2 separate regions of the Mus musculus genome follow, and region 1 is linked to region 2. The links are chromatin loops, found by intact Hi-C in ENCODE. Cell type or tissue: gastrocnemius. All regions are shown on one strand. Links, peaks and the distances in the headings refer to the core of each region. The heading gives the core; the rest is flanking DNA.

Region 1 (16,061 bases), core at 3,147-11,146, 49 kb before region 2:
GGAATTGGGAGAGAGAAGAGGAATCACAGAACATTAGCGCCAATACTGCAAAATAAAGATATCAAACTTATTTTACTACCTGATGTTTACAAACTATCATCATATTAATTCTGTCTAGTCTTTCATGATCTACTAGTCCCCTACTGTTCCAAGAGCATTAAAACCCTTAAGCATGATTTAAAACTGGTATACTGGAACTCTATCTGTCTTATACTCAATTTGATTGAAAATAATATAGACACATGCACATAAAGTGCTAGAAAATGTTAAGAAAATTCGCCACAGGACCTAGAGGGGAGGAGATGAACGCACAAAGTAAGCCAGCGCCTCTCAGTGCCACTAAGCAAATGAGCCATTGTCACAGGAAGCCAATGTTCCCTCCACCAAACCTTGGGCATCTAACCCTCGGGACTGCTCCCTTGACTCTAGCCATTCTCACAACAACCTTTGATCACAGCGAGTCGCAATACTGGAAGTGCACACACATCAGCGTGGCCCAGACCAACTTTCACCCACATCCACTTCCTCAAACTAAACAAAGCAGGTCAGACAACAGTGAAAATAGAAAAGAGAGGTGAGAAGATCAAATGCCATGGGCAAGGTGCCTGTGTCACACATGCTGAAAACACGGAGGCATGAGGCACAGATGCGGCACTCCAGCTGTTGGGGGAGTACACACTAAGTCTTAAATTGCCATTTTCTTACCCAACCTACAGCTTTTCACTCCTTACTTCCTGTCCAGCTCCAAAGGCAGCCTGGAAACATCTCAGCAACATCGCAGTGACAGATAAGGAGGGGGGCCAGGAAGGAGACAGTATTTTTAGAAATTCCATTTCATTAGGTCACTGATCTGTCATCCAGTTGATCAGCGGGCTTGATAAAGGCCCTGAATACTGAATACTGACCAAACAATAGAGCTTATCAAGAGATCCTTTGGGCCCTTTTCTGACACCTTTCTCTCAAAACCTCAAGAGGTTGTCTCAGTAAACTATAGATGAGAGGGCTGGTGAGATGGCTCAGAGGATAAAGGTATCTGCTGCCAAGCCTGACAACCTGAGTTCGATCCCCATGACCCACATGACAAAAGGAGAAAAATGGCCAGGTGGTTGTGGTCATTCATCTTAGCACTTGAGAGGCAGATGCAGGCAGATATCTGAGTTCAAGACCAGCCTGGTTTATACAGCAAGTTCCAGGACAGCCTGGGCTATAGAGGGACCCTATCTCAAAAAACCAAAACAAAGAAAAGGGAAGAGAACGATCATTCAACCATTTGCATGCACTTGCCTAGACTCAGAAGACTGTGTATAAACACACACACACACACACACACACACACACACACACACACACACACACAGAGAGAGAGAGAGAGAGAGAGAGAGAGAGAGAGAGAGAGAGAACTTTTTAAAAAGTATTGTTATGTTGGCACAAGTAACCAAGACTTTTCTGGTCAGATGCTAAAGGTCTATTCCCCAAATGAGGACTCCTTTGATCTTATAAGGGACACTCTGCTCAGCCCATCTTCTTCCTGGAGCAAGGTCCTCATTACTCAAATGTTTGGAGAGACATCCTATCTCCACAGACTCTACAAAAAGACAAGGAAAGCCACATGCGACCCAATACTTTGCTGAAGGAGAACATAATTTCCAATCCCTTGTGACACCTTTCCTCTGACTTTTGAAGAGAAACTTGTTTTGCTTGGAAGCTGATCCATCCCCATCGCCTAGGTAAGTTCACCTTGTGAGGTTTTCCATTTTGCTTTTCGCTACCAGAAATCCTTCCACCATCTGGTGGGCCAAATCTAGTTAACAGATTGTTTCTAAAGACTCAGTGCTGATCCCTGAAGGGCCTGAGCCTAAATCACCCTCCATCAGAAGCCCCATGGATTCCCATTTAGGAGACTTGGATTCCAGAATGACAATGCACAGAACGCGTCACTGAGGGCTCCAGGCTAAAACTACACATGCATCCTGTACTATATTTTACGGCACATGACAAGGCAGGATTACTACCAACCAGAAACTCAATTCAACCATTCAGTCTTCCCAAAGGCTGTCTTTGTGTTCTTTAAACAGATCTGTGCAAATTCTGGTACCAGACATTATAGAACGGAAAGGAAACTAAGTAAGTCTAAGGCTATATTAACCAAATGTGCATTAGGAAGACAAGCACACTCTGCCATCCAGTTACCCCTTCCTTTGTTTGAATCAATCTTTAAGAACCACACTACGTAATTCTCTGCTTTGTCAGCATCACATTTTTAGCAACCAATCTGATAGGAACACTTGATGAAGAAAACACTGATGTTCAATGACTGTGACTGTGTCTTAAAGTAAGTAAGTCCTGTACCAACCCGGTATCATGAAGCCTGTCTTCTAATTAATTTGCACAGACTACTTTATAGCTTTCATCTACCAGGAAGAGCTTAGTGGAGCTGCCGGGTGGCACCTGAGTTAGTGTACATGTAACACACTTACTCCACTGTCCAGACGTTACAAGCTCTGAGGATAGAAGAAACTCTTTCTGCCTCTTCTCTCTACCACAAACCTACATTCTTGTGATTTCAGCCCCTCCCAAACCCAAACAAAACAAAACCCTTTCATGGTACTAATCTGCCACACAAGGGTTTATGTGCTGGGAGTTCGGTCCCCACTGTGATGTCGGGAAGAGACATGGACCTTTAAAGGGTATAGCATACATGGAGATCCTTGAGTTACTCAGAGTACTGTGCTGGAAAAGGAGTTAGGTGATTCTAGCAGGATCCAAAGGGAGCCTGGCACAGACTGAGTTTTTCTAAGGGAAAACCCACACTAATTCCTGTCTAGCTCATTGTCTGCCCATGGGAACCCTTCAGTTTGCACAGGTTCCTCATTCCAGAAGGCCCTCTCCAACAGGCCCTCAGCGGGCACCCAACTCCTGGGGCTGCTGATCTTGTTTCCACCCTTCAAAGCTGGGGAGTAAATGCTCCTCTTGTTCCTAAGCAGCGTGCCCTAGTATTTCATTACAGTACCAGGAAACAGACTGGTCAATCAATGGCTTACTGTTGCCTTTAGTACCTTTCCTGGCAAAGGAAAGGTTTCACTTCAGTGGTTCCGATCGCTGGTTAATCACAGCAGACTCTGCCACTCCAGCTGACCAAATACCACAGATTCTTCACACAAAAGGCCCAGAGGTGTCTCCGGTGTCTCTGAAACCTCATAAGCCAGGCCTGCACTGTTCTCAACATTCTTAACTTTCAGGCTCCTACAGAACCTCCCACTGAGCTCTCAACGCTCAACGGCTTTTCTAGACCAAAGTTCCAAAGACCTTCTTACAATCCTTCCCCAAAAACATGGTCAGGTCTTTCACACCAATACCTCACGATGCTGGTACCAAGTTCTGCCTTACTTTGGGTTTCTTTTTTTACCATGAAACACGATGACCAAAAGCAAGCTAGGGAGGAAAGTGTTTGGCTTACCTTGAAGGAAGCCAGGGTAAGAACACAAAGCAGGAGACAGGAGGCTAGGGCTGATGAAGAGGTCACAGAATGGTGCTGCTGCTTACTGGCTTGCTCCACATGGCTTCCTCAGCCAACTTTCTTATAGAACTCAGCAGTCCCAGTCCAGGGATAGCAAGATCCATAACGGGCTGGATCCTCCCTCATCAATTACTAATTAAGAAGATGCCTTACAGCTGGACCTAATGAAGGCATTTTCTCAGTCAGGGATCGTACCCTTCACACTTATACACAATTCAGAGTAAAATCAAGTTAAGTTGTTGGGGTCTCTGAGATATGTCATTGACTTATATAACTCCTCCAAACAGGTATTAAACCACTACAGTTCACGCTTGTCTTACTATTCATCTTCTACTTAATCTTCAGCTTGGATTAATTCCTCCCTCTGTACCATACGGGAATTCAGGCAGATGAGTAAGCCATCCATCACTCACTGTCGGTAGTGTGAGATGACTGAAGTCTGGCAATGCCTATCCCGTATTGTTGAGCAACATTTACCAGGCCGCAGTTGTGTTTGCTTCCAAACCTGTTCACTCAGGTTGTACTGGTTTCTGCTATTACGGGAATTTAATTAAGTTATTAACTAATAAAATGCAAGTATGAGGGGGAAAATGAGCTGTTAATTCTATAAAATTAAATTGAATGTTTTAGTGGGGCTTGATAAGGACAATCAGGTGAGAGAAGAATGCTACCAAACCAGTATTTGAGACGACTTCATTATTTTAAAAGGAAACGTGGCTTTAAAACCTCCAAGAACCTGGCAGTGGGCTGCTTCGGAAGGTTTCTACGTTCTGGCACCACTTTAAAGAATGAAGGATAGGATGCTGTCAGTGAAACACGGGTGTGGTTCCAGGGTGAGAGTAGCCATAGTCACACAAATCAGAGCCCAGTTCAGATAAAGTCCCATGACACTATGCATGAAGCTGAGAAAAAACCCAAAGTATTATTTTTGCATACTTTGGCCAATGAGATGGCTCCGTGGGTAAAGGTACTTACTATAAACTTACTATGCACAAAACCCTAATAATCTTAGGTCACTTCCCAGGGCCCATATGGAGCTAGGAGAGAACCAACTCCTGTAAGCTGTTCCGCATGTATCCCCTCTATACAATAAAGAAAGAAATGGGATGTGGTACCTAGATGATTCCCCTCATTGCTTCTAATGAGTTCTCCATCAAAGGAGGGGTGGAGAAGCCAGGAGAATGTAGAGACAAGGGGAAAATAAATCTCTTCTCTTTGTTCTTCCTAATACCCTACATTTCAGGAGAGGATTAATTAGTACTTTTCACAACATAAATCAAGGTAAATGACATATGAAATAAGTCTTGCCATTCAAAGAAAGGTCCACATGAAGTAATCAATAAAACACTGTGTTATATTACACCTGTGACACATATACTCAGGAGATACTAACAAATACGAATGCGGAGCCAAACAATGATTATACAGTAAGATACATGAGAAGCGTACAGAGAATTGCATATATATTTGGAAAGACAGGTTTCAAAGACAGAGGAGTCTCAATCAAAGTTCAAAGAAGGAATGTGGACATCACATTGCTAAGATAGTTGCTATGGCTGGGTGGTTCTTCTAGAGTTCTTTGCGTGGTTTTCATGTTTACTGTAGCTGTCCATTCTTTCCTATGGGAAAGGGTGGTAAATACAGAGGCCATGAGATTCTGGGACCAGGTTACCCAGACTTCAGTTTTAGCTCTTCAACTAACTTGCCTTAAGATCTGGGACAAATTGCTCAACTACTCTGAACTACAGTAGCCTTTGCTAACGGAGGGTCATGGCACCGAAGCCACAATGAGCAAGCATGCCGCATACAAAAGACACCTAGCATAGAATGTAGCCCAGCATCGTATCAGTAAAAATCCGACATGAAAATCATAATTTTATGAAGGCAAAATTAGTTACATTAAAACTACAGACATTAAGTTACCCTACCCCAGGTGCACTCAGGGTCAGTGTTAAGCAGAATATACTGAGAAGTAACAAATGTCCTCAGATTCTACCTTATGGCCAAGGTTGATGTAATCAAACTCCCTATGGGCCACACCAAGGCCAGAGGGTGCCTGGGCAGGAAGCTCCCGGGAGGCACAGCTCAATGTGTTGTGACCAAGTCCTAATGCTGCTGCCCAGCAACTATGCTGCCTCATGATGCCAACAATTAACACGTTTTATCTGACCAATGGCGAGACTCCTGAAACACAAATGCTGTGTCAGAAACACTTATAGCTAATAATTGACCTCAGTGGGATTTCTAGCTTCACCTAGAAACACACAACAAAAACCAGGGTCAATTATCTGACATTTGGGACAGCGATGGGGGGAAAATTGTCTTCTACCTCACTAAAAGGCTTCATGCTTTAAACTGGGCCCCTTCTCTTACTGATAACGTAAGAGGCACTTTCAACTTTGACAAGCTGGAAAATATTTCCTCTTAATTTGCACAATTCGAGAAACGATTTTATCTTACTAGTGTTTGTACATGTACATCATGGGTCAGTGTATGTATGTGCAGCCCGAGGTCATTTCTTTGCCTTATTTTTCAAACAATATCCTGTTACTGAAGCTGGAGCCCACCATTTTGGCTCAGCTGCCTGGCCAGTGAGCCCCCAGGGTCCTTCTGTTCCCATCTCGGAATGCTAGATTGCAGGGACCTGGCTTTTATGTAGTATTCAGGAGCCAAACTCAGGTCTGCACGCTTCTTTTGCAAGTATTTTACCCACCGAGCTACCTCCCCAGACCTACAAACCTGAACGGAGATGACTGACACATTTTGCTGCATTGGGTTTTCTTTCTGAGTGATAACCAGAGACATGCCTCACAAAAGTAGCTGTCAGTTTATACATTTTACACTTGCCACAACTGATAACACAATTCTGTTTCATTTGCTGCATTTCTCCAGGGACACCTGGTTTGCCACAAAGGTTGCTTACCCTCAGGTCTGTCTTAGTATAATAAATCCTGGAAACCATTTCCAGAAACTCTTTTTTTTTCCCTAAGTGGATCCCGCTACCATACTCATTTATCCTCCTGTGCAAAATGTCAAAGTAAAATAACCAAGTAAATTTCTGCCAGCCTTATTTAGTCAACTTGGTTAACAAGTTAGAAGCTGAAGATGTGACATGGATCAAACTGGTACAAAATCGTTGGACAGGAGAAGCCATTTGTGAGCCTTCCCTTGTCAGAGACATAGTCTAAATATCTCCATTTTATCTTTCACGACAATATACTGTTTAGAAAAGAAGACTAGCATCACCAAAATGTAGCAGAATTGTCTGGTCAAAGCTTAATTAGCAGCATCTTTCAAACATGGTCTCCCAAGTGTGTCCTGAGATGTGCGCTTGACGAACACCGTGGTCCTTCTGAGCTTGACGAACACCGTGGTCCTTCTGAGCTTGACAAACACAGTGGTCCTTCTGAGCTTGACGAACACCGTGGTCCTTCTGAGCTTGACGAACACCGTGGTCCTTCTGAGCTTGACCAACACCGTGGTCCTTCTGAGCTTGACCAACACCGTGGTCCTTCTGAGCTTGACCAACACCGTGGTCCTTCTGAGCTTGACGAACACCGTGGTCCTTCTGAGCTTGACCAACACCGTGGTCCTTCTGAGCTTGACCAACACCGTGGTCCTTCTGAGCTTGACCAACACCGTGGTCCTTCTGAGCACCAAGCCTGTTCTCTAGTGTCCCAGCATCCAGCTGTTTTTGCTGTGCTAAAGTCACTGGCCAGTAACGGAAGTCAAAGTCTTGGAGCATCAACTTCCAGAAAATTCAACATATTTTTCCAATTGTGGGCTTTTATTTTGCTAAATATTATTAATTGAGCCAGTTGCCTTCTGAAAACTGTAATAGTAAACAGAGCTCACAGGTCCAGAGGAGAAAAAGGAGACCATAATTCTACTAGAAATTAGGTTATCAATATTTGAGAAAATATTATATGCCAAATCAAGTAAGTACTGTATCATGGTATGCCTATCAATATAAGTTTTGAACGGTCAAAAATATTAAAAATCTGCTCAGTTGTGTGAATAATCAAGAATTAAGTTATTATTTTCTTGGGATTTAGACTGAAGCTTAGTTTATATAAAATGCAACAAAACATTTTAAGTTTAATTTTTATTCATTAGAATCCTTTTAAATTTGTTCACTGAGGAAATCTGGAGAGAAATCCATTAGCGGCAGGTTTTTTTCTCTTAATATGAAATATCTTTCTAATACTACTCACAAGAGACTAGCCGTCACTAGCCATCTGGAGCGTTATTGTGTGAACACAGTAAAGGTTCCATCAACAGTAGACATAAGTGAGCTGTTTGTACATTCCGTTTCCACCTGTGTGAGGTAAAGAGGCTATCATGACTCGGGAGGCCACCCCAGATGTCTAGACACTAACTGACTAGGAGGTAAGACAGCAGCAAAGAGAGATGTTGTACATTCTAGGGTTTGTATCTGTGAGATCCATTAGTGGACTTAAAGTGTCCCAAGTGAATCTGGAGTCAAGCTTTCTATTCTTGCTCACCTTTGCCCTGCACCTCTTGTTCTTCCTGGTCACGGGAATCCATTCAGTCTACCAAGGATGCCTCATGAACCAGGTCAAAGGGCTCAGGATACTGAAGTGAGAATTTCCTGTAACTTTTGATCCCACAGATGATCTCACAGGGTCACTACATCCTGATGTTAACAGGCAAAGACTTGCAGAGCTCATCAATGCCAATAAGCTGATGAAGGCCAACGCAATGCAAGGGAAGGACACCAATGATGAGCGCTCCTTAGAAATAGACTTGGGATTCTATATAGGTCTTCGTGAATCTAGGACTGACAAGGACCAGTGTACATGCCCTGTAACGCTAAACTATAATTACTCTGCCTCTCAAATAGCACAAAGTATGGTTGCTCATTTTTTCTCAGCCAGCAACACTCTTTTATTTTTTAATTTCAGTTATAAGAAAGATGTCTAATATTCCTAACACTAAAATAAATGCAATGGTTTTAATGAAAACAAAAGACCTGGGCAAAGGCAGAATAAATGTAATGTACATTAAGTAAGAGTAATTTTTCACGCTCTAAATGTGCTCATGTAGGTCAGTGTAACAGACAATACCCTTCAGGGAAGGGACAGAGAGAGAGATGAGGAAAGGGAAGGAGGAGAAAATCAAGTGCAGAGCCAGATTATGGAAATAAAACCAAAGGGACAAAGAAGAGGGACAGAACACAAGCCCTGACCCAAACTAAAAAGAAACAAAAGGACACAGACAATCCCTCTAACTTAGCATGCTAGTACAGTTAATGCTGTGTGATTTACAGGGCTGGGGGTGTGGAAAGATGCAACTTTGGTTAACAATACTGCATTGAATCTCAAAATAGCTTTGACCTCGAGGATTCCCAGTGTTCTTACAGGAAAGGAATGATAAACATCTAAGGAGGTGAGTATGTTAAAGAGTACACTTTATCCCTTCACTGTGGATGTCAGGCAGATCTGAGTTTGCAGCCACCCTGGTCTATACAGTAAGTTCCAGGCCAGCCATGAATACACCCAAAGACTCTGTCTCAAACAGACAGACAGACACCTTTGACTTTACTGTGACTCATAAGTTAGTATAATTATTACCAGTGTATCAAGAACAAAAATTAAAAATGCAAAGTTGGTTTAAAATAAAATTTGGTGTCCTTTGTAGAATCCAGTTTGGCATTGTTTATCTAGCAAGGTTAATTTAACCTCTGGTCCAGAAATCCTACTTACAGGAATTAAATGAACAAATCTAGCCGCAAAATGTATACCTAGGGCAGAATACACGGAATCTAACAGCTGAGCGTGCACAAAGGAACAATCCGGCAACTATTAAAATGGCTAGGAAGAGACAAAGGTGGAATTAATTACTCTTTATTCATTTAATGAAATACCAAACCATTGCCAAAGTAAAAAACCAAGATTTCCATGTGTGGTTAGACAAGATCTCCAAAATACTCTAAGTATAGAAATCTTAGTTGCAGAATTATAGATAAAATTTAACGTTTCTACTAAGAGCAAATGGCGATATGCCACAAATACTCCCTCCCTTTCTGGGGGGAAAAAAAAAACCCACAAGTATATTAACACATTCGATGGCAGCCTATACATCTCATCAATAGCTTCTGTAAAGTTTGTGTACTAACCACAAACATGTTTTGCTTTTATTTTTTTTATGTTATCGTGGTTATCAGGATGTAAGATTACAAGTGTCTATTCTGCTTTATGCAGTTATCCAACAAAATCTAGTTTAAACTATAAGCAGAAAACTTAAAAAGAATTTATAACAAGCCTTAATATCTGAACCATCCTCAGATCCACCTAATGAGTATCAGGTCCTTCAGGGCTGCTATGAGGTTCAGATAACATAAGAAGGGCCCAGAAGTGGAGAAAAGAAGGCAAGGCAGAGGAGACAGGACAATTGGGAGTCAAGGTTAAATAAGGCTGGGTATGTCTAACATACCAAACAGAACACTGACTGACACACTGCACTGTCTTATAATGCAAGGGACCACAGAGAAACCTGGCAGGCCAAAGCTGTGGAGAAAGGAGCCAGAGCGCACGTCAGCAAGAACTGCAGTCATGAGTAAACAGAACACCTACCTGGGATGAATAAAACCAGAGCCCTGGAGTGTATCATCAAACTCTTCCGAGAGATAAAATCCTCTAATGGTTTCACAGGCAGCGCCAGCTTCAGCTGTGTCATGTCCCTTCACAGGCATTAGGCAAGACATGTGAAATGTCACTGGGCCATGTGACACTTGATAAAAGCTGCTCCAAATGCCTCCCAAGGCTTAAGAGGCAAACAAGAAACAGAAATCTAATCTTCAATCAGCCCTCAGTATTGAGTCACTACAGGGACAGGCCAGGAACAAACGAAGTTTTAAGAAGTGTGAAACAACTGCCAGGATGAACAGCAGGACTCGGGAATCCTGTGAAGACAGAACCTTCTTCTCCCCATGTCAGGACTAAGGAATACCTAAAATACTGTACACTCTGGTACTTTAATTACTCAATTACGATTTGTCCCCTATTTGCCTGAATAGGCATTTGTAAACGCCCTTTCTTTCTCTGCATCTATGCTAGTTTTTTCTTTATTATATCATGCCTCTCATAAACACACACTCACACTTAACATCATCTTTTCTCCTTTTCCGCCTCATTTCAATACTTAATTATTGATACATGAAACAATTATGTCCTAGTCAGTATGCCGGTGCTGCCATCTCTGAACCTTCCTGGGAACACCAGGGAAGCACATTTTACCACAAGGTAGCGTGAAGATTGCTGTGACTCTGTCGTGTCTGCTCCTGCAGGTGGCTCTGTCTGGGGAACACGACGCCTATTTGCCTCTCAGGAACAAACTTGCCCTTCACTGCTTGACTGCCAAACTCCAATCTGGGACCCGGCCTACACGTTTGTCTGTTTGCTTATTTGCTTGTTTTTTCATTTGTGGGCTGGCCACACTCGAGACACTTTAGAGCAAAGAGCTACACTTCCTGGCTCACTTTGTGGCTCCAGGGTCCCCACAGAGCAGACTGCCTTCAACAGTGTTGGAGCAAGATGCTTCCTGGGTGACCTTTCCCTCTGAATTGCCATCCTTGGCCCTTCTAAAGAAATATTTTGAGTTAAGTTCTGAAGGTAGGTTTGTAGCAAGTTAAACTAGCAAGGCACCATATTACTTTCTTGTGTATGCAATGTGCCAAGACCACATCCTCTGCAGTGAGGTATGAATCAAGATCTAGAGAGCTCAGCGGTGAGAGGCACTCCTTTCCAGTCCCTGGAGTGGTGGCTGCTCACGATATTAGCTATATTTGGGTTCTGTTTACATAAACGCACAAGGTACGTTTCATACTTAACCATGGTAACATCTACATTCTTTAAAGGCTGAATTCTCAGTTGAATCATCTTCCCCACTGCTTAGCTATACAAAGAAGACTTCACTGAGAAAAGAGACTCCCTTATTTAGTCAGGGTTTGGCACACTGCTGGCTAAGAACATGTTACTACCCTACACGGGCACACGACTTAGTCAGACGACCTTGTTAAGTTCTCAAGAGAAGGAGTCTGGGAAGAGTGACAGCCCAGGACCGACATGGCATGGAATCATGAGAATCCAAACCTAGTGGGTAGACACTCTAAGGAAAGGGTGACATTAGAAGGCTTGCTTTGTGTTTCTGGATTTTGTTTGTTTCTTCAATCCAGGGGAAAATCATTCCGTGAGGCTTCCCTGAGCAGATACCCCAGTCCATCCCTCAGCTCTTTTCCTAAGAGGATTCCTTTGGAGTCTCACAGGCCTATGAAATTCTCAGGGTACATCTCTTTGAGGTCCAGCCCTGTTCAAGTTATAAACAGCATTCTCTTTGTTGGCTCTCGGCTAAGAACTTCCTATCTCTGACTTTCCCATGGACATAACGCAAATGTATCTGATTGCTCTTTCTGCTGAGATATCTGCTCCTTAGAGCACAAGCTAAGGCTTTAAGAAGTATCTCTCTCAGGTCCCTGGACTGATTATCCAGCAGCTCAGCACTTTAGAATCCACACTGAGTTCTCACACATGAGCCTTAGCTCACACATGTAATCCCAGCATTTGAGAGGCAGGAGGATTGTCATGAGTTCAAGGCCAGTCTCGACTATACTGCACTTTCCAGGACAACTAGGATATAGTAGTCAGAAAGACCCTGTCTCAAAAAAAGAAAGAAAGAAAGAAAGAAAGAAAGAAAGAAAGAAAGAAAGAAAGAAAGAAAGAAAAAAAAGACAATATACAACATACAAAAATCACAATTAATGGAAGTTAACTATAAGAGATCATTTCAGTATAGCAGTGGTAATTTAGAATTTATAGAAACTTTAAAACTACCACAGCAACTAAAATGTTCAAGATATTGGATCCATGCTATGATCCGAAGAACCAAACCAAAGTATATTTCATACACTTCCAAGAATGTTTAGCAATAAAAAAACCACACTAAAAATTCTGCAACTCATTAGTCATGAATTGCTTTGATCAGGGATTTCTGTAGCTATTGGTAGTTTGTACAGTTTAGATGAGAAGTGACAGGGCCTGCTTGCTCATGTGTGAGTCACTCACAGAACAGAGCCCGACATGTCCTTTGTGACTAGGCTCCTGATGATGGTCTTCTCAATATTTCTTTTTTATTTTTAAAGATTTATTGATTATATGTAAGTACACTATACCTGTCTTCAGACACTCCAGAAGAGGGCGCCAGATCTCGTTACGGATGGTTGTGAGCCTTCATGTGGTTGCTGGGATTTGAACTCAGGACCTTTGGAAGAACAGTCGGTGCTCTTAACCGCTGAGCCATCTCTCCAGCTCCCTTTTTTTTTTTTTTTTCTTCTCAGTATTTCTACATTATAACAAAAGGTAACAGTATAGGGATGGCCATCATATTCCTGTGTTTAGGACTGGATAGGAAGGGCACTCCTGGGGTAGACAAGCAAGGCAGGTGAAGCCAGCCCAGCTTGGAGGGGAGTCTTCTTGGATTCACCACAGCCCAAGGTGGGGCCCTAATCATCTGTGCTAAAACACAGCCCAAGTAGCACTGAGGTAAAAATGGCAACTGAATAATGTGAGAACAGTAAACTATAATGCAGGTCATGATGGTACCTGCTGACTGGAGAGGGCGACAAGCTCCACACACTTGGCATGGAGCAGCCATCCATGATGGCGTCTACCTGAATGGCCAGACATGGCACCATGTGAGGTTAAGATACACCCTGTGGTGTTCAGGGACAGCAGCAAGCCCACACTCCAAGTCAGGCTTTGTACGTAGGCGATCTGAACTCCAAAGCATACGGACAAGCCCACCCTCAGTCAGGCTGATAAAGGCCTGATAGTGCATCCTAGGACAAGGTCATTTCTCTCTGGACTGGCCAGACTGGCCTCTGAAAATTATATTCCTGGGGTTGAAGAAATAGTCTGACAGCTAACAGTATTATATGCTCTTCCAGAGGGCCTGGTTTAGTTATCAGCACCCACACTGCAGCTTACAACCATTCCTAACTCCAGTTCCAGGGTATATGACCCCTCTTCTGGTTCCTTGGGCATTGTACACATGTGATGCATATATGCAGACAAAACATTCATACACATAAGATAATAAAATAAAAAATTGTTAAATTGGTCTTCTACCTCAGGCTCCACATCCTGATTCTTTTCATTTCTATTAGCAGCTAGTTCCCTTCAGAGCCACGTGCCATTGGATTTCCACTTAACTCCACAGCTTCTCTGTGACCTATTCATTGCAGGCTTATTTTTACATTCTTTCAGCTAGCTGGTGATACTGCCCAAGCAAAAACAGCTATTCCAATTTCACAAACACAGCAAGCATTCAACTGTGAAGCCGGGATTTCTCAACCCTGTATTACTGACAGTTTGGACAGGGCAAGTCCTTGTCATGGGACCATCCTGTGCCTGTAAGATGGATAGCAGCATGCTTGGCTCCACTTATGTCCAGATGTTATATGTCCTCTAGAAGGTAACACTGGTCTCTAAGGAGAACTACAGTCAGTTGACCAAATTGCACAAAGAAAATCTGTACTAAATTCAGGAACTAGTCTGCTACCCCCTAATTCAGCACATATTCCTCTTAAAGCCAAGCCACAGCTCTTCACTGGCAAACACCAGAGGGCACATGCAGAATTTGGTGTAGGCTATCTGCATCATTCTACTAAACAAGCAACATCTTATCTAGCTTCTTGACAGTGAGCAAACTCAGTATCTTTGACTCGCAGCTCAAATGATTACTGCACTGTGCACACTGGATGTAGATTTCAAGGCAAACCCAGGACAAGCTACCTTTTGCTCAAGGAGTCCTGTGAAAGCAAAAGAGGCCACAGCAACAGCGAATCACCAAGGGTAGGGAATGACGTCTGCTACTGCTCTGGAGCACTTCTCCAGAGAATTTTCAACGTTAAATCCTTCATGTCGTCCACCTCTAATGTGATAAGTATTCTTCTATTTCTGTTTTGTGACTAAGGAAATGGAGGCCCAAGGTGTTCAATAATAAGTCATCCAAGACCTGGTTCCCTGGTCCAGAGTCCCAGTTCTTTGCTGTTAGCTGCAGTGAATCCAAGAACTACGGAAACAGCATCTTCTAGATACTCCACCTCTAGCAATCCGAGCTCCCCAGATTTATCAAATCATGTCCATCAGGATTGCTGTTTCAGTCTAACACTACTGTCCTCTCGGCCAGCTCACATATCCATAGCGCTATCCAACCCACATTTTCCCTCTTGGATAGAGAACACCCAGCACTTTAAATGGCGTACTAAGGCTGACACGCCACACCTATGTCACTGTCCTGAAATACTTGCCTGACGCCTCCATTAAGAAAGAAGTGAGGTAATGAACACAAGTTCCTTAGCAAGCACATGTGCAATACTGAGATGTTGAGGGTCACACCATGAAGCCCCGGCTGGCCCTGAGCTCCAGATGTGCTTGCTTCTGCTTTGTAAGGAGTAAGATTACAGGCATGGGCTAACACCCCAGCTCTCATCGCTGGCTTTCTATCTTTTCTTTCTATCCTCACCCATCTTTTCACAAACATATTTTACAATTCTGCTAGACAACGCCACACACTCTGGTCCAATGCCTTTAGAACTGACCATCTACCTGCTTTTGAAAACCTACTTTCTGACATCCTTCTTTCCTGTGATTGTTCTAAGATTATTCCCATGCAATTAGACCATCACACTAGCATGTTCTGTTTGTGAGTTCTTTTCTTGTGTGTATTTTTGGTTTTGGTTTTCTTTTTTGCTGTTGCTTGTTTTGGTGCAAGGAGGTGACTGAGATCCTCATGGGCGCTCTGAAAATGCTCTATCACTGAGCTACACCCTCAAGCCCTGGTATTCCCTTTCAACATCCTGGAGCATAATTGTCACTTCAGATAGCTAGGATGCAGAGATCTGAGGGGGTGGCCAAGGCATTCTTGGCTGGAGAGGTGGGGAGTTCCAAGTAAGACAGATGGAAAAGGCGAAGAGGTGGGGTTGAGTTGGACTAGGTGCCCCAGTGGGTCTTCCAGGCAGGTGGCTTTGCTTTCCTGCATCACGGTGTGCTTGCAGAAGGCCACCTCTGCTGAGAGATGCTGCACCTTGCCCATCTTCTAACTTTAAATCTTATCCACTCCCATGTCCTTTCCCTCATTATTCCCCCTTTAAAGTTATCTGTATTGTTCTTAATTATGTATACAGGGGCATAAATGCAGATGCCCTTGGAAGCTAGGGGCACCGTATTTCCCAGGTGATGGAGTTACAGATGGTTGTAAGCTGCCTGGCATGGGTGCTGGAAACGAACTCAGGAACTCTACAAACACAGTGTGTACTCTCAGCCAATGAGTATGCATGGAGCCATCATTCTGGCCCCTACCTCATCATTTGAAAAAGCAAGTTTAACACTAAATGAAGGACCAACCTAACTTGAAAACTATTCCCACCAGGCATGTCAAACGTTGCAGGTGTGCTCTTATGAAAGGGCATTTCCTGGAAAGCCCAGGATCCAGTGTTTGGCTTCACACTTGGAAAGACCCAGTG
Region 2 (16,061 bases), core at 3,244-11,243:
TTTGTCATTTGAAAAAATATTTGATTTTTGTTAATGATAAAACACTTTTTAAGGTAAGATACGGATGATAAGGCTGAAAAACAGTGTTAAAAATGGCCATAAATTTTTCGAGTTAAGCCCAAACAGCAATAACCTAAAGCAGGAAACTCAATTAACCACAAGAAAAACCTTGCCTAGAAATGAAGCCCCAAAGTAGCAACAAAATTTCAAAATAGCTTTAGAAAATGAAAGGTGTTGGAGGACAGTCAGTTAGAGTTATGTATGAACCAAAAAAGGCATCACTTGAAACTAAATAAGAAGCAACACTTTTAAATAAATGAAAACAGACAACTTGTGGTCAGCAGATAAACACTCCATGAAGTGTTATAACAGAGCGGCTGTAAAAATGAGGAGTCTGGAGGTAAGAAATGTGCACGTGAAAATGGAAGACCAGTCTCACTACTCTTACTGGAGAGGAAATATCTGACCATTTTACTGTATATCAAAAGCATGTCACTGTGCTGTGAAGTCTGGCATACATGCATGAACATGCATGAACAACAGCCAACGCATATAAGAGAGCAAGAGGGCCAGTGATGTGGAGGTGAGCTAGAGCTAGAGCAGCCCTCATTCCTGTCAGAAGTCTACAATGTATCATTACTGTGAGGACAATATAGAACCCCTTACCAAACACTGTGTGCCAACTCCTTACCTAGTCACACCTTGCCTTAAGGAAGCATTTTTAAGTATATAGCCCAGAGAAAGGAAAACGTATGTTTATAATGAGATGTGTGCAATTATGTTCATGGTATTCATAATAGTCCCAAAGTGAAGCCCACCCTAATTAATGTATACCAATAGCAAACAGATAAGCTCATTAAATGAAATATTACTCAATACCAGAAAGAACCACACTGGCAAACACAAACAACTGTGAACCTCAAAAGCATCGTTATGCGTTATGTACAGTTAAAGAAGACAGCACAACTACACACACACACACACACACACACACACACACACACACACACACACACATATATATATATGAAGTTCTGGAAGAGCCAGTGCCCCAAATATGTGCCCATTTGCATTAGCATGGGCCATGACAGAAAGGGCTTATGAAGGGAATGGGCACTGATGCTCTCTATGGGCATATGGAAACTCCAGGGTGAAAGGGATGGTTTTTCTTGTTGGCTTTTGGTTTGGTTTATTGACATAATACCTTGCTACATAGTCCAGGCTGGCCTCAAACTTATAGTACTACTTCCCGAGCCTCCCCCGAGCCAAAATTATCAGTGTTAGCCACCATGCCCATCAGGAACATCCTCCATCTCTAGAGCGATAGTAATTCATTAGTTTACTTCAAAAAGGAAGAGGAATCATGAGCTTCCTATGAACATGGTCTGTGGATGTTTGCATTAAAATCTTCATAGAATCTGAATTAAAAACAACATGTCTTTAATTTTATTTAACCTGCCAACGTGTGTGCGTGTGTGTCTGACATGAAGACTCTTACCTGAGTTTACTTTGGCGATCCTCTGCCCCTCCTTCCAAACGCTAGAATTGCAGCTAGGTCTCCATGCATACCCAGAGTTTATCATCCACTGAGCCATCAACCCCCCTGTCCTATCACTAACAACTTAAACAATTTTAACACTGTGTGAGGAAAGGCGTATGAAAGGAAAGAATAAGACAGACCCAGATGTTCTTGTACTTTCATTCAATGGTATTTTTACACTTCTGCTGTATTCCAGGTAAGAAAAATAGTCACTAGAGAAATGAACAAAAAATTATACATTATAATTGAAATTCTCAGTCTAGTAAAAGACAAGAAAGGATTAATTGAGGTATATAAAAGGGGGGCTCTGGGGATAATAGCACAGTGACAAAGTGTTCAGGCATTCTGATCAGCCCCCAACAAGGGAAACAAAAAGTGCTAAATACATTTAGAGAAAATGCATGATTCTTTTCCCCTCTCATAATCACACATGTAATATTAATACTAGAAAAGTACAAATTCAGTTAAAACTTCTGAAGAACTGAATAATTTTAAGAAAAACTTGTTTTAGTAACTATCTCTACCCAGCCTGTTTCTTAGCTCCAGTCAAAATAAGTCATGTTCCCTTTCTTTTTTGTTTTTGTTTTTTAAATGAGTTGTAGAATTCGCATATAATTATCCTGTGTAATACGGTACTTTGATAAGCCTGTACCTACCCTGACACCATCAAACTAATCAGCATAAGCATTAACCTTCATATTTCTTTTGTTGTGGTAAAAATACTTCAAATCCATTTCCAGAAATTATCAGCAGTATTTCGTCAACTAGAGTCTCTATGCTGTGTGATAGATAACACTTTTGCTCAGCTACTTTTTAGTGATATCCATGTCCATAGCACAGAGAATTAAGCAACTGTGTACTGCACACTTTCTCAAGCCTGTCACACCCCAAACCATAGCCCCAGCAGTGTCATGGGTGCTGTGCACAAGGAACCCAACTGCCCCACATGCCTCAAAGGCAAAGAAGATGGCTGTGGCCCATTCTCAGGAATCTATCTCCTCATAGTCTCCCAGGCTGCTTCTGACCCTCCATCTTACACACAGCCATCATTTCACATCACCAATAACCTAAAGCATTACTAAAGGCAATGGCCAGTTCTCAGTTAAGAACTTGAGAGAACTTCTCATTGTCCTGAGGCTTCTTTTTTTTTCCCACTCAAATGGCCTCAACCCCAGCCCTCTGTGTAACTATATACCCTCAGAATACATAGCCTGAGTGATTCCCAAAGGCAGCCATAAATCCTAGGTGATGGAAGGCAGGTCCACATAGGCCTGTCGACTGTAACAAGCGTGCCAGCCCTGCAGGAAATGCTAATCAAAGTTCAGGACAAGCATGGCTAAACCTCTAAGCATCCGCTCTATTCTGCTAGGAACTAAGGCTGATACACAAGGCACTCTGAGATGGAGGCGGGAGAGTTACAAGTGTGAACCTAGCTTTGGCTATGCAATAGGAAGCTCTCGGGAGCAGAGGGGGAAGGTAACAAAACAATTTTTATTTATTTGAAATCCCACTATTTAAAATTTGCTACTTCCCATGGACGTCAACCCAGTAGCACCTTAGCTTCTTGCCCTTAACTGGAATCCTTCTTAAACAATAGAACACAGAGCAAGGGCTGTCCTCTGCCTAGACTTGTATCCTTCACACTGGGGCATCCTCACAAACTGGTTTTAGAGCAAAATGCCATGGAAACATTAGTACTAAATGAGATTTGTATTGTCACTGAACTCAGTAACACCGCTGGGAGGCCCCTAACAGCAAAGTGCTTCAATCAAGAGTCTAAGGATAAATATGAGAGCCACACTTACACCACCATGAACGGCACCCACTGGCAACCAATTTATCCAAGATTAATTTCTAAACATCCTTTCTTCATCTTGGCCAAGAAAGCAAAACAGCATTTATAGACTGAATCTCCCCTCACCCCCTGCCCAACACACACACATCAGTCCAAGAAGGAGGAAACCCCCTGCACATCACCCCCCTTAGGCTACCCTCCCCCACTCCCCAACACCAGCAGGGGTGGGAGAGATCCCTGGACCACCACTATTACCACCACAATATCAAGTATTTGGAGAATCAGCCACCAGCTACTTACTCCCCAGCCTGACAGAAGGATAGGAGTGGGCAAAGGAACTCATACTGACCTCACCAAGGGAGCCTTGGGTCCGGAAGACCTCTGTCAATTGCCTTCTTGCAGGCTCAGCTCACAAAACCCCAAAGAAGGCCGCTGAGCCAAATGGAGGGAAACAGCCTATGTTTTATCTGTCATGCACACATCCTCCCAAGCCGCAGCCTGTGTCAACTTCCATAAAACTATCACAGTTTCATGTTTAAAACAAGAGTACTAGAACTTTTGAAGGAAAACAGGTCTTATTAAAAAAGAAAAGGCAGAAGTGGCTCCTGAGATACTGTTAGCCTCGTAAGCCTAGTGATAGCAGTTGTAATGTTACAGTTTTGTTATCTACATGTGGGCAGCACTTACTCTAACCTATCTGCTATCCATTACTTTGGTCTGAGAGCCAACACAGCCAAGTTTTCATCACTTATAATGTATAAGACTTCCCAGGTACTGGAAACCTTTCTGGAATGAAGAACAATTCCTTTTAAAACGACTTGAAAAGCATGCAGATTCTGGCATGGTTACGCTTGGGCCAGCTTGGCTTGCATGCATCCTTTGAAGTCTCAGGAACTTGGTACTTCCTAAACCTTTTGACTAGAATGCCCTTACCCCAAATGTAAGCAGGCTCAGCTCCTCGGCCACACCCATAGCTGGATGGTCCCTTCTCACTCACCACTTCAGGGACTCCCTACTTCACACGAGAACGTATATGTAGACAAACGCATGCGCACACAGTACATACCACGCCTGCTTCTCCCCCCCCCCCCCCCCCGCACTCTTATTAGATATATGCACACAGGCATTTTACTTAGTTATAGAGCTTACTATCTTTCTCCCACTGAGCCAAGTCCCAGACCACAGATTTCGGCCGTTTCCTTTTCTGTCTTCTGGTCTATGGTGATCACTGGTCTCTGTGCCTAAGCCAAGGCCTAGAACAGGAACTCTCGTTAGGTCCAGGGCTTCCTTGGCCAAGTACAGCCCACTGGTCTAAATAACCAGGGCTAGTCTGTGTCAAATATTTAGTCAACAAAGGAGAACGTGAAAAGTTTTCATTAACTAGTATGGTGAACAAGAGGGCTAAACCACTTGAAAATAAGAATTGAGAGGTCTCAGGTACTTGTCATAGATAGGCTGCCTATTTCAAAGAAAGAAAACAGAGGTTCTAAAATACCCTAGCTTAACAAACAAATACTCTTCTGTTCTTGCCTGTTTATATAGGGTCTTCCAGGGAAACTGTTATAATGTATAACAGAATGAGACTAAAAATGGGTTTTCTTGACCATCATTAATAACCACTGTTAACTACTTTAAAGAGACATGAAGATTAGTGGATGGCCAGCTCTCACTTGATACACACCAGCGTGGCCTCGGGTGAATGAGGATCATATCTGCCCAACACCAGGCCGATGCATCCATGCTGTTATCTACAGAGAAGACTGTTGCCACAAGCTCATTACAGAAGGACATTTAAGCCTATGGCAGAAATGCATGCATTGTACTGGGTAAAATAAATATGGACGATCACATATATATAAAACAATGATTTTAATTTTGTATCTTATTTTTAAAAGCATACATATTCACAGGAATAAGAACAGAAGCCTCCATACCAAACTATTGCCAGTGGCAACTTCTAAGTACTGCTTTTTAATTTTCTTTTTATTTTGTTTCCTGGTAGTATGAGAAAAGGACTTTTTATGTAGCCCTGGCTGTCCTGGAACTGGCTAAGCCAGCCTCAAAATCAGAGACCCACCTGCCCCTGCCTCCTGAGTGCAGGGAATAAAAAGTGTGTGCCATTTTCTTTAGGACACGCATGGCAGATTTTTATGTAGAATCAGATAAAGAGGGAAGCACTGAAACTGGTGGGGCACGCCTCTCATCATGGCACTGGGCAAGCATAGCCTGTTTCAAAACAGTTATGTATTAGTTAACAGGAAACAGGAGTAGGGAGAGGAGGGAGAGGGTGGTAAGGAGTGGAAGAGCAGCATTTCACTGTGACCAAGGACAGGTATACAAGCTAGAATTCTGAAATTTGTATAAGAATGGTAGAACCATCCTCCTCTGTGGGATGCTGAGGTCAAATTCCAGTCCCAACCTGCTATGTGACACAAGTACAAAAACAAGCTGACCCAATTGCAGCCACCATCCAGAGAAGCCTACACTGAGGACACAGCTCACAAGCAGACATACCTTCTAACCTAAATCTGAAATGCCGCGCCGCCGCCCCCCCCCGCCCCCCCCCCCCGCCCCCAAAAAGGAAGCAGCAGGGCCAATAGAAGCCACCACTTCTCCAAGGAGAATGCTGTCACCAGAGCTTCAGAATGCCCTTGTGTGGGTGTGAAATGTAAGGACATTCTCTGTAAGGCTGCCTCCTTAATGTCACTGCTGTGTGTAGCCAGTGAGGCAGAGTTGACCAGTCTGTGAAGTCAGAGAGCTAACATCAAGTATGGACTCCTTCATCCTCTAACCACATGATCTCAGGCAAGGTTCACCACGGCTTCAAGCCTCAGGTTGGTTCCTTTCAATGGCCTGCCATACCTAAGTCCAGGATTTTAGTAAAGATTTTAAATATTTATCAGTGGGACCGAAGATGTGGCTTCGTGACCAGGTACTCGACTGGCATAAAAGAGGGGCCTGGGTTCAATTCCCAATACCGGAGGTAGAAGGGGAAAAAATGGTTAAAGTATTTGTCAGGATGGATAGCCACTACTAACTCCTTAACATGCCTGAAGCCTAAGCACAAAGACTTTTAAAATCACGAGTCCCCTCATTTTAAACAAAGACAACAAAGTACGGATGTCATGCTCCTAAGATTCAAGTCTGAGTGCCTCAGGACAACTCCTCCGGCGAGATCCGACAGCCACTGAGTCCACACATGGCGTCCGGGTGGATGGCTTGGGGTTTGTTCCCATTTGGTCACCTCTACAGTACTGGGGTGTCACCCTGGGGCCTTGCGAAAGCTGCAGTCCCATGTGACCTCTATTAAAAAGGCTTCATCTGCTGAGATACTTTTGTGAACTACATAAGACCTCCAGAAAATACCGCGTCCTTTCCTCTCTAGCATCTGCTTCCCTAGCTTTACGCTGGACAAGGTCAGAATGACAGCAGCCACCACAGCAGAGCCTGCATCAGAAACAGAGTATATTTCAAATAAGTTCTCATGACAATAATCTCAGCAGAGCGATGAAAATAGTAAAAGGTGAAAGTATTAATATTTAATCCTAATATGATACAAAGTAAGACCGTTTGAAATAGGAGTAGCACATATTTTAAAAGTATAGTTCCACAAGAATTAAACAGATGTCTTAAAATCCAATCTCAAAAGAAGGAGGCAGCACACCGTACCATTTCCAGACAATGGAGTACAGTCCAGGTAACACACCTACCACCAGGTCCGAGGCAGCCTCAGGGACGAGCATGTTAAGTACAAAAGCCAATGGAAGCCTATTTGGAGGGCACCCACTGGCCAAGGTTCAACACCATCTGCTCTGTCCCAAGAGAAGTTGCCTGTGAGGTGTCCAGTCAGAAGTTCCCTGTCAAGAGCACCTGGCCAGAGTCAAGCTTATCACTGCTGCTTTCCTTTTTGTCCCCTCAGGCAACCGGAAGGACCATCAAAGAGGCTGAGTCAGAGCTAAGGAGTGACATTCCAGGAAAAACAACTGTCTGGCCTGTGGAAAGGACTGGCTCCACGCCCACTGAGCACCTGTCTCTGACTCAGGGTCATCCAGATAGGCATGGCAGGCTCAGGCCATGCTCTCCCTCGTTACCTCTGACAGCTACGGTTTCACATCCAGCAACTGGCTCTTTTACATGTGTGCTGGTTTCTCAGCCAGGGTCATGTCAGGTACTAAGTTTCCAAGCCAGACAATATGGTACACTCCTATGAACTCAAAGGTGATCTCAGACCAAAGGGACAGACAGTTTAAGGCTAACTTTGAAACTGCATCATAAAATCCCAAAGCTAACCCTAACCTTACACGTGCAGGAGGCTGGCTCAGTAACAGTAGCAGCATTATGAGGGTAAACAACTTGAAAAAGAGCTGCAGTAGCCCCTCCCCCACACCTCACATCTTGTGTCTCAGCTTTTTGATTTTGTACTTCCTTCATTTTTATTAGCATAAAGCACATATAATTCATTTTCCTTCATTAAAAACTAAATCCTTAACCCTTGTGGTAAGTTTAAATGAGAATGGCTCCCACAAACTCAATGTCAGGTCCCTAGTTGGCAGAACTGCTTTAGGAAGGATTAGGAGGTGTGGCCTTGCTGGAGCTATGTCACAGGGGTGAACTTTGAGGTTTCAAAAGCCCAGGCCAGGCCCATCTCTGTCTCCAACTTGAAGAAGGAGAAGAAAAAAGTAAGCTCTCAGCTACTGTTTCAGCAGGCAGGGCTGCCTACCTACACATGTTTCCACAAACTGTAAGCAAGCCCCCAATCAAATGCTTTCTTTTATAAGTTGCCTTAGTCCCGGTCTGCACAGCCAGAGCTACAGAAAAGTAACTAAACACTCAGCTTCTCTCTTCCTCTTTCCCTCCCATTTTATAATCCATAAGGCTCTAAATCTTTTTGAGGTTCATCTAAAGCCGATGGTGAAACGCAAGGCCATTCTAAGCCTCAATCACAAATTATCAAGACGCCATTCCTGAACCTTGCACTGAAATAACCAGTCTACTGAACATGACAACAGGCTTAACTCCCCCTCCCCTCTGGGTGCCAGGGACGGAATCTAGAGCATCACAGATGCCAGGCATGCGTGCGCTCAACTGCCCAATCACACCCACGCGTACTGAGAAGAGACAGCTCAAAGGACAAAGATGCTCCACTTTGGATAGTTGTAACATCTTTTAAGAGATCACGTTTGGCCCATCATGGTGGAGCAAACCTTTACTCCCAGTACTTGTGGGAAAGAGACAGGCAGATTTCTATAAGTTCACGACCAGCTTGCTGAGCATAACAAGTTCCAGGGCAGCAAAGGCAATACAAAGAAAGAAAGGAAAAAGGAAAGAAAGAAAAAGAGAAAAGAAATCATGTTCCACCTGCAATAACTAAAACCAGAGGTGCAAAAAAGCAGCTGTCCCAACTAACTATACTGAGACAAAAATGTTAAACCCTAGACCCCTCTTGCCACTGTAAAAGTATTCGGTTAAAGCTTCAGGTTAATGCAGAGATCTACATTTACGTAATATAAACCATACCACCTCTTAATAAAAACAACAGACGACCTATAAATCCAAAGCCCCATGGATTTATCTCAACAAGACGGAAATAATACATTCAAATTTCCACCAAGCCTCACCTTGCTTCATATGACAAAAGTCTCAGCTTACCTTGAAAATGAAATACTATTTGGAGAGTAAAACTGCTAGTGTTTACTCTGGGTACTAGTGCACCAGTCACCTGTCAGGGGTGCCAAAAAGAAGCGGACAGGCTGGGAGATGGAGCTGCAGGGCGGAGGACTTGCTGGGCACGGCTAAGTTCCTGGGGCTCAGTTCCCAGCACCACAAGATGAATTACAAAATAAGTAAATAAAATCAACAGAGAAAAATGGATTTGAAAATTATTTCTGGAGTAGCTCTTTTAAGACTTTCAAATGTGACTTTTCAAAGCCATACTTTGAGATTGTAGGTGGCCATTACAGCTGACCCCTCTTCTCCAGGTCTCCTTTAAAATAATAGTGCATCATGATAATGACAATCCATACAGTCAGGAACCCCAGAAGCCTTCCCACAGAAGACAAGGGACACCAGGGGCATTGTGCTGTGTGTGCTGGTAGGACAGAGTGACAATAGAGATTGAGGAGCTGAGGTACAGCCAGCAAGGGTTCCATCAGGACTAAGGGACAGGATTCCAAAATAGCAGCCAGCCTAAAAATCTACAGAATGTCTGGATTCTTACCTTCTACCATTTACAAAAATTAAGTCAAAATGGATTTGAGTTGTAAAAAGTAAGAATTGAAACTAAAATTCCTAGAAGAGAATAATACAAGCACAAGACTTCACGGCAAGCAATTTGCCAATGGAGCTCTTGGATATGATGCCAAGAGCCCAGCCAACAAAGCAAAGCATACCAGGGTTAAATGGCAAGGAATCAATAAACAGAGTGAAAGATGGACTGCATTTGCAAACCACACATCTGAAAGAAATGGACAGCCAAATGTGAAGATCTCTTAGCATATAACACTGAAAAATCCAAATAACCAAAAATAGACAGAGCACAGTGCACTTGCACAGACGTCTGATAAGCAAATGGTCAACTGTACATGAATGTATGTTCAACATCACTAAGCATCAGGTGAAGCGAGACAAAAGCACAGGCAGAAGCGGCCTCCCACACATAAGAACAGCCATTAACAAACCCAGACAATAACAAGTGGTGACAAGTGTCACCTGACCTTTTTGCTGTTTCGTGGGTTCCTTTTTCTTCCACCTTTCTCCACCCTTCTTCTCCCTCCTCCCTTTCAACCCCCTAACACCAGGTAGGAGAGAAGGAAGGCTAGAGAGGAAGGGGACACAATGTTGTTAGAGTACTTCCTGCTCATTAGGGGCCCTGAGTTCCTTGGAGCAAGTTTGCTCTTCAACATGAGGCTAATTTCTTTTCATCTATTTGCATCTGCCTACTTGACAAACTGCAACAAACCACAACCAGCAATATCCAATCAGCAGCTAGCCCCCTTTATCGGGTCTCTAGCATTGATATATGCCCTGAAAAGTTCCCAGAATTCATATGTCACACGCTCACAAAAAAATGTCAAAAGCACACCCCAGCTAGAACATGAGGCAAATCATAGCTGCTGTGGGCAGTCAGAAGCAGCTCCATATCCCACACCTGAGATTAAAACAAGAACACTCTTCTATTGCTGTGTCTTTAAAAACAAACAAACAAACAAACAAACAAAATTCTCACTTCAGACAAGATTGTGGAAAAACTGGAACCCTTGTACACTCTTAGAAATATAAAATGCTACAACTGGCATGAAGAACACACAGACAACTCCTTTAAAAAAATTAAACAGAAAACTACCATATGGTCTAGTAATTCCATTTATGGGACATATCTGAAAGGACTGAAAACAGGATTTTGAAGAGATATTTGCATACCTATATTCACTGTGGCTATTTTAATAATTGCCAAAAATAGAAGTCACCATACTCTATGTCCACTACCTAAATAAATGGATAAGGAAAACATGGTTGTATAATCAATGGAATACTATTCAACCCTTAAAAAGAAGAATCTATTATGTGCTGCTTCATGCATGCACGGTCAGGTTGTTAGAAAGTAAGCAGTCTCAAAGAAACAGCAGATTCCATTAATAAGGCTTAAAGAGAAAGGGGCTGGGAAGAGAAAGACCTGTTACTCTACAGTAAGTTACAATTTACAAAGATGAAAAAAGTCTCCAGACCTTTTAGGAAACATGATGTAGATTGCCATTACCTACCTCATACTAAATATGATCAATAGAGGTAAATGATGTGGTTGATTTTTTTCAAATCACAACAAAAGGGGAATAGCGAGGTTACCCTGGATTATCTAAATGTAATCACCAGGCTCTGAGAAGTCAAAAAGGGCAGACAGAGGGGCATGGTGCTCACAACCATGCATGAGGGAAATGGGAGTCCACAGAAGACTTGCCAGACTTAGTGGCTAAGTGAAAAACTCCAAAGCCAAAGAAGAAGAGGGATAGATGGAGGGAGGAAGGAATGGAGGGGGGAGAGAGAGGGAAAAAAAACAGAGGGAAAGGAGAGAGGGAAAGTGGAGAGCAGGGCTCAGCCGGGAACTTCAGAACTTCAGCATGGCTGGAACACACCACCAAACATCACAGAGCTCAGTCAAAACTATGTGTGGTCATATTAGACTTTAAATTATATATATATTTGCATACATATACACACACTATAACATAATTGCATTAAGACAAACGGAGATCTGGGCATAATGGTATATATCTAATAATCCTAGAGGCTGAGGTTGAAGGACTCTTGAGTTTGAGGCCAGCGTCAGCCTACAGTCCCTCCCCACCCCTAATAAAAGAAAAGGGTAGAAGAAGGTGGTGGAAGAAGAGAAGGAAAAGAGAAGGGGTGGGAACAGCAGGAAGGAAAAGTGAACCCTAAGAGTCATGGGTCATCTTTAAATCTTCACTCAACAGGAAGCAGGACAGAAATCTAATGTCTTTAAAGAAAGCACTAAAGTGACACTTAAAGCATTTTCTATGTTTTGAAACAGAGAGATACACAAATTCCAGGAAATACAACCAAAAGAGCTGAAAGTGTCTACCCTGAGTCAAAGGGGCCATGGGAAGCTACTAACCAATTGTCCTGGATAGTTTTATATCAACTTAACAGAAGGTAACGTGACCTCAGAGGAAGGAACCTTAAATAAGAAAATGCCTTCCTAAGATCAGACTCTAGGTAAGCCTGTAAAATATGCTCTTAATTCCTGAGGGATGAGAGAGGGGTCAGCTCACTGTGGGTGGGGCCAGCTCTAGGCTGGTGATCCTGGGTTCTATAAGAAAGCAGGCTGAACAAGCCATGGAGTGCAAGCAAGAAAGCATCACCTCTCCACGGCCTAAGCATCAGATCTTGCCTCCAGAGTCCTGTCCTATTTGAGGTCCTGTCCTGACTTCCCTAGACTATGAACAGTGATATGTAAGTATACGCTGATATAAACCCACTCCTCACCAAGTCACTTTAGTGATGGAGTTCCGGCAGAGCACAGTGACCCTAAGACACCAATGTATATGCCACTGCTTGAAAAATAAAATGAGCACGGAAACAAGAGAAAAAATATTGAGCTCCCAAAAGCAGTAATAGAAACTGTTCCCAATGGCAGTCCTCAATGCTTATCTTGAAGAATAACGCCAACAACTGTCCTGACAGTACACAAACGGACATTAGCAGTCTGGACTCAAGTTTCAGGTGCCAGCACCATACAAAAAGTCCAAAAAGTCTGGGTGGCAAACAGCTAACCTACTATACCATGCTGTGAGAAGTGCAGCCAACACTCTGAAACACAACTCTTACAATGAAAAGTATGATGTAATTCATGCCACTAAATACTTGGAAGAAAATTACTCTGGGCTAGACAAAAGTAATATTTATATTTTGAATAAGTAAGTGCATGTTCAATATACACCCACAGCTAAATTAATTAAGTGGGATGTGTTTACTGCTGAATCTCTGCAACCTTTATATATGCAAGTTGACCATGATCATTACTTTAGATTTCTCTGAAGACAGAAAATAAACACTAGAGCATAAAAGAATTAAACGTCCATTTACCTCAATCATGCTGTTACTTTTCTTCATCAGTCTTTCTTCCGGTCTAGGAGAAAATTAGAACATATAAAGTGCATAATTAAACCTTCACATAATGAGCTGCTTATAATAATTTAAAGAGATAAGACCATTATAACCCTTACTATCTGTCCATTGGTCATTACTAACCCTCATAATAAACAGTCCATTACTCCCTTTGTTGTCTGTCCATTGAGAAATAGATTTTCTTGCCTCCCTGCCAGCTTCACCTTGGTTATCCTGATGCAGACATAAACCTGTGATTGGACAACAGGCAGAGCAAGCCTATGCCTGGAGCTAGGAAAGGCTGTGCACCAGGACCACCTAAGGGTTCATCCTCGGATTCCCAATCCTGTACCTTAATGGCGTATCCCCCCTTGATTCAGATTAACTGCTAGCTTACTATAGAAACAGATCCAGGGGAACAGTACAGTTTTTAACCCATAATGATTAGAACTCTGGCAGAAAAGGGCAGCAAGATGTTTGTCTCTTCCTTTTAATTACAATATAATCAAGAGCAGCTGAATGAGATAAGCAAGGAGCACACAGAGGTGTGTGATCAAAAATCCTGCACAGAGCCATGAATCCACTGACAAAAAGGCTTCATCCCATTTCGTCAAAGATTGTCTCAACTAAATAAAACATGAGCCTTTCATCATGTATGTGTGAATAATGACACAAAACACATGCATGTGAATCAATGTACCATATAGAAAAGAAAATGAAATCTTTTTTTTTTAAAAAACAACAACAACAAAAACAACATGGCAGGCAGGCACAGGGGATCATGCTTTAATCCAACACTCAGGAAATTAAGTAGGAGAACTGTTAAGTCTGAGGTCAGCTCGGGTAACAGTGAGTTCAAGACCAACCTGACTCACAAACTGAGACCCTGTCTCAAAATAAATACATTAAATAAACCACATTTTAAAATTAATATACACGTGAATTACTCTCATACACAAAAATAGGAAACCAAACAAACCTAACTGTAACCCCACACATTGGTCCTGCCTGGAGGCAAAGTTACTTGGGATCATTGTTATTCCGGGAGGCTGAGAATCCTTAGAACTGGATCAAAATAAAACATTTTAAGGCCACAAAAAGGAAATGGTAGTTGGCTGATAGCTAATACTATTCAGGAAGACACCGCCATGCTGGTGATGAAAGCACTTTGGCTAATGGGTTGTCAGTGGCAAAGTCTCCAGAGACTTCAGGTCAGGGAAGTTGTTCCTGACAGACAAGTAGGGAATGGGTCTTCCAATTACCAAGCCAGACTCTATGAAGATAACAGGCAGAGAAAGAGGAAGAAGGAAGGAAGGAGACTGCCAAAGGGAGTTCCGTTTTCTCTCTACAGGTATACAGACAACTCAATAAAGTAAAGATAACCTCACCAGTAAGTGGTGGAAGTTAGACCAAGTTCCTAATGCACTACCCCACACAGTCTGCCAAGTCCCAGAGCAAAGGTCTGGCTTCAGTCCCCTCCCAGCCACAGAAACCAAGAGTCCCACAGCAGTGCCACAGGTGCTATAAACAAAGGAGAGTGTTCACAGGAAAGAAGTTGTGGAATGGGATCTAGGGTCTGATGTGCTGTTCCTGCCCAGAAGTCACTAAAATCAGAAGACACATCATTCAGAATCCACACTTACAAATTACCCAATGGTCATGTCCGGAGAGCAGGCCCTTACCAATCTATACCCCAGAGAAGAGCCCTCAAGAGAAACCTTTCGAATCCCAACCTGTACTTCAGAAACCTGCTAAGTGGCCTTCTTACTCTCTGCAACGAGAGACACCAGAAGATCACGGTGTCCCTCACAGGTAGCTGCTGATGGACACAAATGCCACCAGCTACCCAGAGAACAACATGCCAAGCCTCTGTCAATATTTCCTTTTGATAATAAGTAATTTCAAAAAATGGGGTCAAAACAGGAACATAGTTCAAAAAAGGGAAGTTTCAATTATACCATTTGAGAAAAAAGTAGTAGCTACTTGTTAAAGACAGTTTGTACAGTAGCCAAGATAGGAGGGTTTTTTTGGTTTTTTGTTTTTGTTTTCTTTTGTTGTTGTTGTTTTGTTTTTTTAGTTTTTCAAGACTGGGTTTCTCTGTATAGCCCTGGCTGTCCTGGAACTCATTTTGTAGACCAGGCTGGCCTCGAACTCAGAAATCCGCCTGTCTCTGCCTCCCGAGTGCTGGGATTAAAGGTGTGCACCACCACGGCCAGCTAAGATAGGAGTTTTTAAAGGTCTTCCTGCATCCCTGATGATAAATATAAAATTGTACCTCAACTCCATTGTATTCTGCCACACGACATGCCCTTACATTCAATCCCTGCAAGAACTGGGTGGGATGCTGGAAGGAGCCTAGAAACCTCAACCTCGTCAGTGTAGTAGACAGTAGACAGCTCAGAGGCTGCATAACTTCTCCACTGTCACACCAGAGAGAAAAAGCATCCCAAGTCAAGTGTGCTGGACCACTTGGGCTATAACGCTGGCCATGATGTGCTAGCCTCGAGTCCCATCCCCTGAGTCTGTCCCAGGACATTTCCCAGTTCCACGTTATTTGGACTCTGATCTTAAGAAGGCATTTAGCATCCCTTCCTTCTATGCAATGGTAACAAGGGTCTTGTTAGCCAGGAGCTTGAGGGCAGAAAGGAAAAGGAGGCTTGGAAACACTCCTTGTAAAGGAACAGAACTGTGAGGGCAGAAGCTGAACTGTGAGGGAGGGCAGTGCGTGCACCCTGGGGAGCTTCCTTGGATGGTGGTACTCAGCATAGAGAAAGCACAGTCAAAGCCACAGGCTTACTTTTGCAGTGGAGGTGCTCTGTGAAGACACAAGACCTTTCTGGAACTAGACAAGCATGGTAACTAACAGACAAGTGTGGACGAATGTCTACAGAGTGGAAATCCCCACTTATCCTTGCAACTAGGACTTTAAACATTTAATTGGGATCCAATTAAAAAGGGAAATTAAACAAGACCTAAACAACAATGACACCAATAGACCAACAGGGAGGGGAAAGGCTCATGAGGCCTCAACCCTAGAAAAATAAAATACAGTCAACTGGCAACAGCACAGAGCAGGAGAAAAGGTCTTCCCGAGGGGCAGCCCCA

The links. A loop is a pair of places that touch in the nucleus more often than their neighbours do. Peaks named below come from ENCODE experiments on the same cell type or tissue, not always from the same donor. Only the 100,000 strongest peaks of a DNase experiment are listed, where the experiment ranks them.
Region 1: it touches region 2 in a loop (2.0-fold over the local background); 2 of 42 quality-filtered maps call a loop at or near these places.

What each region holds. Positions count from the first base shown.
Region 1 is chr19:32,186,192-32,202,252 of GRCm38, forward strand. All of the region lies in intron 5 of Sgms1 (sphingomyelin synthase 1), which reads right to left. Among named protein-coding and RNA genes, the nearest start is that of Asah2, 91 kb to the left of the region's middle. In gastrocnemius, for the core only: a CTCF peak has its summit at 10,806; no DNase peak of the experiment used is centred there; H3K4me3 peaks cover 1,862 bases; H3K27ac peaks cover 4,299 bases.
Region 2 is chr19:32,235,059-32,251,119 of GRCm38, forward strand. It overlaps Sgms1 (sphingomyelin synthase 1), which reads right to left. Exons shown (of 10, transcript NM_144792.5): 4 at 12,936-12,978. Among named protein-coding and RNA genes, the nearest start is that of Asah2, 140 kb to the left of the region's middle. In gastrocnemius, for the core only: no CTCF peak of the experiment used is centred there; DNase peaks (open chromatin) are centred at 7,312 and 8,393; H3K4me3 peaks cover 321 bases; H3K27ac peaks cover 2,915 bases.